Linked DNA regions of Mus musculus: region 1 is linked to region 2. Evidence: chromatin contacts called from ENCODE Hi-C data. All regions are on one chromosome and are shown on one strand. The core of a region is the stretch at or near the end of the contact, and the rest is flanking DNA. Distances in the headings are between cores, read along the strand shown. Region 1 holds the start of Nsun2 (NOL1/NOP2/Sun domain family member 2). Region 2 holds the start of Mterf3 (mitochondrial transcription termination factor 3).

What was found. A loop is a pair of places that touch in the nucleus more often than their neighbours do.
Region 1: a map of heart shows a loop between it and region 2 (5-fold over the local background). The contact joins the promoter of Nsun2 here to the promoter of Mterf3 in region 2. A Hi-C loop is called at or near these places in 2 of 37 maps with a recorded cell type or tissue (T-helper 2 cell and heart).

Annotation. Positions count from the first base shown.
Region 1 is chr13:69,610,159-69,614,486 of GRCm38, forward strand. Nsun2 (NOL1/NOP2/Sun domain family member 2) reads left to right here and starts at 1,858. Exons shown (of 19, transcript NM_145354.5): 1 at 1,858-2,030; 2 at 2,143-2,300; 3 at 2,780-2,884. The coding sequence starts at 1,935. It overlaps Srd5a1 (steroid 5 alpha-reductase 1), which reads right to left and starts at 1,305. Exons shown (of 5, transcript NM_175283.3): 1 at 809-1,305. The coding sequence starts at 1,089.
Region 2 is chr13:66,931,465-66,935,388 of GRCm38, forward strand. It overlaps Mterf3 (mitochondrial transcription termination factor 3), which reads right to left and starts at 1,608. Exons shown (of 8, transcript NM_025547.4): 1 at 1,471-1,608. Ptdss1 (phosphatidylserine synthase 1) reads left to right here and starts at 1,366. Exons shown (of 13, transcript NM_008959.3): 1 at 1,366-2,222. The coding sequence starts at 2,044.

The DNA of each region.
Region 1 (4,328 bases), core at 608-3,107, 2.7 Mb after region 2:
AAAACAAAACAAAACAGCAAAAGATCAATCAACTCATGTACCATAGTGGCCACAGTGGACTTTGGGCAATAGATCTAGAAACTCATTCTTTCTCCTCACTGGATTTAAGAAAGCAGAGGCTATTAACACAACAATGCATTCTCCCAGCCTCTCTGGGAAATGAATACTTTAGGATCAGAGAGGATAAGAGACTTTCCCATGTCCCAAATGTCACAGAACTCAACTTCCTTAGATATAGAGACATCCTTTTTTTTTTTTAATTGTGCACTTTTCAGAATCTAGATGAAAACATTTAAACGTTATTAATAAATGTTGGGTCAGTTAAAGATAAGACCTAGAGACAGTCCAGTCCAGTTTATTAGAAAACCCAAAGACTTGAGGCGGTCACTAAAACATTTTTCACATAACACCTCCTGGGAAAGATTCATACCATCTCACACAGAGAAAGCAAAACATCTCTGAAATTGCTCCAGTCCACATTCGGGGTCCACAGTGGTTCCAGAGTAGGTTGTTAGCAAGCTGAAGCTAGGTCACCTGGCTATGGGACAGGCTACCAGGGATAGATTCCCCAAGGGGGAAACAGTAGAAATGCAGCTTGGATGGCATCGCAGATACTCCTTAGGGCGGAGTCTGCAGATGGGCAGGGAAGAAATCCGGACCACTGTGCCACTATCCCTGACCAGACACGAACTTCCACCGCTTCTGTGCGGTCCTTTCTACCTCCCTTTCTAGACAATCCTTTGTATTTCGGAATTAAGTCTCTGAGCCGCGGGTCCTCGGGAGCAAGCGCAGGAGGGAAGACCATTACCTTTGCACGTAGTGGATCAGAAACATAGCTAGCAGGACGCGGTTAGGCAGGTTGCCCAGTCGGGCGGCTGCAGGACGGATGCACTCGTACAGCGGCCAGGCCATTGAAGGCAGCTCCTGTAGGAACCAGGCAGGTCGCGCGGGCACTCGGCGGCCGGACCACTGCGAGGAGTAGCGGCCGTAGGAAGAGCCCACCATCTGGAGCCCCACGAAGGCCACGAAAGCCAGGAAACCCTCCAGGTAGACTAGCGCATCCAGTAGGCGCAACTCATCCAACTCCATAGCTGAGGTCGAGCAGCGTGCTCCATGCTCGGATGTCCAAGTGGAGCCACATATAAGCTCAGGAGGAGGGCGCAGAGCAGCCCACAAGGGCCAGCGCTCCAGCAGGGTGTACCTGCCCAGGGGAGGGGCGAGCCACCTGCTCGGGCGGAGACAGGAGCACAGGCTAGCACCACCAGAAGATACCCTCCCGCCCGTAATCCAAACGAGAGAACGATTGGGTAAAACCCCGCCCACACAGGGAGCCACGCCTCTTCGGGGGGAGGGCGCCTTAGTCTCGAGCCCCGCTCCTCAGAGCCCCGCCCGATCTTGGAGCGCTACACACATTGGCTGAGAGCTCCTTTGGCTCGCGAAAAGTTCTGCCGGAGCTCCGCCCCCTCAGCGCCACAGCGGAGCACCAGAGCCTCGCATCACCCACAAAGTCCCGCCTACACAGCAAAGACCCCGCCTCTTCGCTCGAAACAGACTCTCGCTCCGCCCCGCCTAACTTGCAACCACGCCCCTCCACAGTCTAACCCGGACAGCGACAGATCGGACAACACTCCATGACTCTCTGCGCACGCGCTACGATCAGGTCGTCCATGCAGGTGCCTGAGTCTCTGTGTAAGACGGGGAGATTCACGCTCAGTGGCGTTTAAGGTTGATTTGAGGAAACACGTTCTCTATAGGAATACCACCCTTTTTTTTGCGTGAGTTCTCGGCGGGAGCATGTTGTGTCTTTCAGGCATATTTTTTGACTGCCTCTGCTAGGACCCAGCCGCGGGGTCCTCGGGATGCAGCCGGAAGTGCAGCGTGCGTGCGGTTTGGTGGGTCGCTGTGTGCGCTCCGCGTGTGCAGCCGCGTGGGCCATGGGGCGGCGGGCGCGGGGCCGGCGGTTCCAGCAGCCGCCGCAGCCTGAGGGCGAGGAAGACGCCAGCGACGGCGGCAGAAAGCGAGGCCAGGCGGTAGGCGCGGGGACGAGAGGGGTGTCTGGTGGGCTCGCGCGTGCGGAGCTTGCTCGTGGGCCGGGTTCGCGGGTGTCGGTCGGAGCTTGCTCACCTGTCGCTTTCCTGGCAGGGCTGGGAAGGTGGCTATCCCGAGATCGTAAAGGAGAACAAGCTCTTCGAGCACTACTATCAGGAACTCAAGATCGTGCCAGAGGGAGAATGGGACCAATTCATGGAGTCACTCCGAGAACCTCTCCCAGCCACACTGAGAATCACTGGGTACAAAAGGTACGTTTGCTGTGTCTTTTCTGAGGTGTGGACTTGGGGGCTGTAGTGCACAGGAACGTCCTCGGTGGGACATTAGAATATGAATAGAAAACGCGACCCGGGAAAGACTTGGGTCCTATGGGGGACCATCAGAGCAGCAGGAATCTTTGCCTCTCTTGCACGTCAAAGTACGTTGTCCGCAAGACTCGTGGCAATTAAAAACTGAAGCTGTGACAAAATGCAGTATTGCTTTTACCTTATTTGTAAGGTGTGTCCAACAGAACAGTGAACTGGAGGGAGTTAGAAAATTGATGGTGTTGCTTTCTTAGATGTTAACAGGGCCTAGGTGTTAAAAAGTCTGCACACCCCGGAGCGCTTATGGAACGTCTTCTCAGAACTGGTTTTACGTTTAAAACACTTGGCAATCTTAAAGCTATTAAATCTTACCAACTCACCTTCTTAGATGACTGTGAAACTTGCTTTTTTTTTTTTTTCCATAGCCATGCCAAAGAGATTCTCCATTGCTTGAAGAACAAGTACTTTAAGGAGTTGGAGGACCTGGAAGTAGATGGACAGAAAGTTGAAGTTCCACAACCACTAAGCTGGTGGGTACAGAATGCTTCCTCGTGCTGGGTGTTTCTTAGGTCCCCAACCCCCTTTAATGCACTTCTCAGCTCTAAAGTCACTGTCGGCTTAAAGAGCTTGGTTGTACTTTCCTTTTTTTTTCTTCTTATAAAGATTTACGTGTTTATTATATATAAGTACACTGTATTCAGACACACCAGAAGGCATTACAGGACTCATTACAGATGGTTGTGAGCCACCATGTGGTTGCTGGGAAGGACCTCTGGGAGGGAGAGAGCAGACAGTACTCTTAACTGCTGAGCCGTGTACCTAGTCCCTGGATGTATTTTTCAAGCATCTGTTTGTCTGTTTTCCGAGACAGGATTTCTGGGTGTTCTGAAACCTGTAGACAAGGTTAGTCTCAAACTCAGATCCACCTGCCTCTGCTGGGTGGATTAAATCCATGTACCAGCATCATCTGCCTTATTAGATTTATGTATGTATGTATACGAGTGCAGGGAGGCTGTCTTCAGGCACATCAGAAGAGGGCACTGGATCCCATTACCATGTGGTTGCTGAGAATTCAACGCAGGACCTCTGGTCTGGAAGAGCAGCCAGTGCTCTTAACCACTGAGACGTCTCCCCAGCCCCCATCATCTGCCTCTTTTCAAGCATCTTAATGTTCTTTCCTGTAGTGCTTTTATTAACATGAGGTTGGGGTACACATGTTCATCAGTGACTCGCAGTTAATTGAGTTAATGAGTTTGGTTAATTGGTCTTGGGTCCAGCTTCCTCCTTGATGTTCCTGAGTTGCTTCTTGAACTTCTTTTTACAATGACCAGTTTTCCACATCCTAGTTTCCGAGTAGAAGGGAAGACAAGCTCTGCTTGCCAGTCTCATCACAGGTTGCTATGGCTTGTGTGCCAGTGTTTCCCAGCGCAGCCTGCCTGTAGGCTCACATTCAGTCAGGCTTCCCCTGTATCCAGCAGCCAGGCACTCCTGCTCCCATGACAGCCCTTTTATTACCTGTGATCCCTGGCTCTGAAGGTGTAGGATTTCATATTTAATACCTGAAATGCTCAGTAACAGCTCAGATGCTCCACACCCTGAGTGAACTTAAGGAAACTTTTAATTATGGTTTCATATTTAAGATTTTTAGGTAAAATTTTCACAAAAGAAAAATATTTTAAGCAGTTTCTATATAAAGGTGAATTTAGTGAGTCTTTTCTGATAACTATGGGTTTTAATTTTTTTTTTAATGATTTTTCATTTTGAGGCAGGGTCTTATTTAATCATGGCTGGTCTGGAAGTTTCTATGTCGAACAGGCTGAACTTCAAACTCAGAGAGACAATCCCCTCTTCTTTTGAGATTGAAGGCCTATGCTACCATGTCTGCATTTTGGCTATTGGTATATTGATGTTGTCTTTTGTTTTTAGGTAATCTTTTGTGTTTTTTTTTAATCATGGAATATCGCTTGCCATTTT
Region 2 (3,924 bases), core at 358-2,857:
GCCTGAGGCAAGATTGCTCAAAGTTCTACAAGTGTGACACGGCTCAAATAAATGAATAAATGGAAAGTGCTCAATAAATGTTAGCCAGCAGTATTCTCAACTAAACAGACAAAAAACCTGTAACTGTCAATTAACTCTTACTTATGCCGTTGTGTTCTGTTTCTCTAGCCAGAGGATTCAGATAGTTTTATGTCCTGAATAGGAAGAAACATTTGAGAGTTTAATCTCTTGTTATAGTTGGGGGATGCTTGCTAAGAATAATACAAGGGCAAATCTTTCCTTCTGAAGTGGTATAGGAAGGCGGTGTTGGCAATAACCTTGTGGAATAGGCAATTTTTGCTAAACTTTAGTTGGAAAGGGGCTTCCAAGCCTGCCAATTTTCCCCTCAAACTCCCTCTCATCTCCAAAATAGTTAAAGTAGGAACTAAGTTGTGCCACCTAGACAAGACCAAGCTTCGAGAGAAACTTCAGCACAGCCAGGCAGGTCCAATCTACAAGTGGGGGTCCTGACAGTCAAGACTGGATATGTCACTGTAGCCCACGATGATGGAGGTTCAGACACTATTCTCCACATGCTTTTACGTATGCTATTCTAGAAAAAAACACTGGTCCACTCTCAGCATCAAAGTACTTTTTATAATGTTGGGGATTACAATAAGGGCTCTAGGGTACTTACAAACCAGCTCCCAGAACCCCAATTTCATTCTAGAGTCTGTCCAGAATCAAATTCAATACCCTTTCCACATTTAGTAGACTCTGTTAAATTCTATTTGCATTCAAAGATCTGAGTGCTAAAGACTAATAATGTTCACCCTCCACTTTTACTTGCCAGTGCACTCCTTTTCACATAAATTTGCTGTCTCAGCAATGTCAATGATTGATAGTCTGTGCAGAAGGACAGCACAGTCCCGCCCCCTCTCGAGACCCACCTTCCCAGGGTCTTTTCAGCACCAAGCTAGAGGTTTGGAGGGTTCCAGTTTGTTGAGTGGAAGTGAGTCCAGGACAAATAAAGACACAAAGGACTCAGAAACGAGTAAAGATGTGCACTCGTGAATAACGCCTTACGGTATGTACATTAAGAGGGCAAAAGAAAAAAAAAAATCCTTAAAATCTCTCAAGTTCATTAGTAGGGTACGCCAGCTCTCAGCGGTTACCGGGCACTCTTGTTTTGTTGTTAGGAATAGGAACAAGAGCCGAAACAGGCTTTTCTAGGTTCAAAATCTTTACAACTAATCCCGAGCTCCGATGATGAAAGATGCACTTCGTAATAAAGGGCCTCTGGGCAGCGCAGCCGCAGTCCTTAGACTCTTTAACCAACCGGCTTTATCCGGGAAGGACTTCCGCAGGAAGCCGGGACATCCTCGGGGCCTTAGTCTGAAGCTGATGAACAAGCCCGGCGACGTTGCCACCACAAGGTTTAGGTACCGACCGATCGAGCCCGAACCTCCTCTCCGGGTCACCGATACCTACCAAGCCGCGAGGCTCCCGGACGCTGCTGGGTACAGGTAGGCCGGACAGTAATCCGGCCGGGCGGCGGTCTCGCGCTCCTGCTTCACAGCGACCGTGCAACCTACGCCGGGGATACGGTGCACCGTAGCTTCGCAAGCCGGCGATTCGCCACGCTAGGCCGGCACCGCCCCCCACGTGGGCTGCGCTGCGAATGGGCGAGACCATCTGCGGCGGCGCGGGAAGGGACGCCGCGGGGGACCGGGACAGAGCTGGCCTGGGGTTTGCAGGCCCTGGAGCTGGTCGCCGCGTTCCCAGGATCAGTCACTCCGCCGTAATGTGGGGAGGGTGAGAGCTCTACGATGTCGCCCTACTAGGCTGCTTCTTCAGGCTGCCTTCTCCCCCTGCTCCGGGACGCGGTGGTGGCGCCGCGACCCCGCCCTCGCGCGCGGGTCCTTCCCTGGGCTAGCACCCTTCTCAGGGTGCCAGACCCCGCCCCAGCGTCAGGCACCTTCGCTGCTGCGGTCCGTCGCTGCCGGGGTCCCAGCCTTCTAGGGCCGGGGCCTCCGGGGCCGCGGCAGGACGGGGAGAAGAACTATGGCGTCCTGCGTGGGGAGCAGGACTCTGAGCAAGGATGATGTGAACTACAGGATGCATTTCCGCATGATCAACGAGCAGCAAGTGGAGGACATCACCATAGACTTCTTCTACCGGCCGCACACCATCACCCTGCTCAGCTTCACCATCATCAGCCTCATGTACTTCGCCTTCACCAGGTAAGTCTGGCCTGGAGTCGCGCGGAGCGCCGGGGAGAGGAGGACAGAGACGACAGACCGAGAAGCAGTAGAGGGGAGGGTGGCCAGGTGTGGCTGGTGGTAAGGAAGTGAGTAGCTGTTCCACGCGTGCAAGCTCGGGGACACAAGGGCCACACAGCTCCTCTGCCTACCGCGTGGCTTACAGTCCTCTCCGCCTACTTTTCCACCTGCCACCCCTCATGTCCAAATCCCATCTTTCTCATTCACTACGTCGGACCACACCAGGAACTCATGCAGGTCACCTAGCTGGGTGATCCACACCCCTTGCTCTGTATCGTTCTCTGTCACTATCAGAAGGCTCTGATCTCTAACCACTCATCCGTGGTCTGTCTCCAGCAAATGGCATGAACCATTTCATGATTGAACCTCCTTCAACTCACACTACACACATAAAACACACACCATACACAGAAAAATCCTCTGGCATTCAGTATTACCAGGCACACACACAAATGTACATGTGAGGTGCACCACACTGTTTTTCCTTTTATATACATTTCCCAAAGTCATCTAATGTAACTCTTCTCCCAGTCTCAAACACCACCTCAATGCCACAGCATCAGCAGTCGCTGTTGACACACATCCCAGTGGATGCCTCCCATGAAGCACAAGCCAATACCCATCATTTCCAATGTACTGTACTCTATAGGCTACCGCTGACCACAAGGGGCACATCCTGCCCTCTCATGCATCTCTAAAATACTGGCTGAAAGGGGATAGTGGCAAGCAGTTGTGTATTATCTAGAGACTAGAGAATGCTAACCACACTAAACAAAACACATAAAATGCACACAACATAACATGGCTCTCTTATTCCCCTAAAAATATACACACATGTTCAGATCACTTCTAATAGCTGTGTATTTCGTACCTTACAAAGCTATTGTATCTGTGGCCCCTTGACCTCAGCCAAGGAGCTAATGGATCCTACAACATACACACCCCTATTTCTGTCTTATAATTTATATTATCTGAATTACATTTTTTAAAGAGAGGGGAGTCATACCCTATCCACCAAACCATTATGGCTTCCAAGAGTAACCAAGATTTCAAAACTGGCTGTGATTTTAGGGAAGTTATTTAACTTTGTTCTCAGTGTGAGGGTCCATGCCTATAAAATGAATAAAGAGTTTGTAATCACTTCAGGATTAGGAAGACTAAATGAGTGTGTGCACTGTTGAGTAGAATACCTGGTATATGGTGTCCTCAGTGTTTACCCTTCTTTTTGTTTGTGATAGGATTAGACTGTATAGCTTAAGCTACCCTTTAACCCTTACTCCTGCCTTAGCCCAGTGTTGTGAGTATAAGCTTGAACCACCACACCCAGCTTTTCCTGATATTTTTATCAGTAATCAGTCAAAGTCTGGGGAAGATAAGTTTTGAAGAAATGTCTGGTATGTCGTAAAGGGGAGGCCAGAGGCATGCCATGCTACATGAGACAGCATTGTACAACATAGACCACACATGAGACAGCACTGTACCACATAGACCACACATGAGACAGCACTGTACCACATAGACCACACATGAGACAGCACTGTACAACATAGACCACACATGAGACAGCATAGACTAAATTGCAGATGTTGATTTGTATAAATTACTTCAAACATAGAAACAGTAGGTAACAGTTATTCTTACCTAGGGGTGCCACTTCCATTGT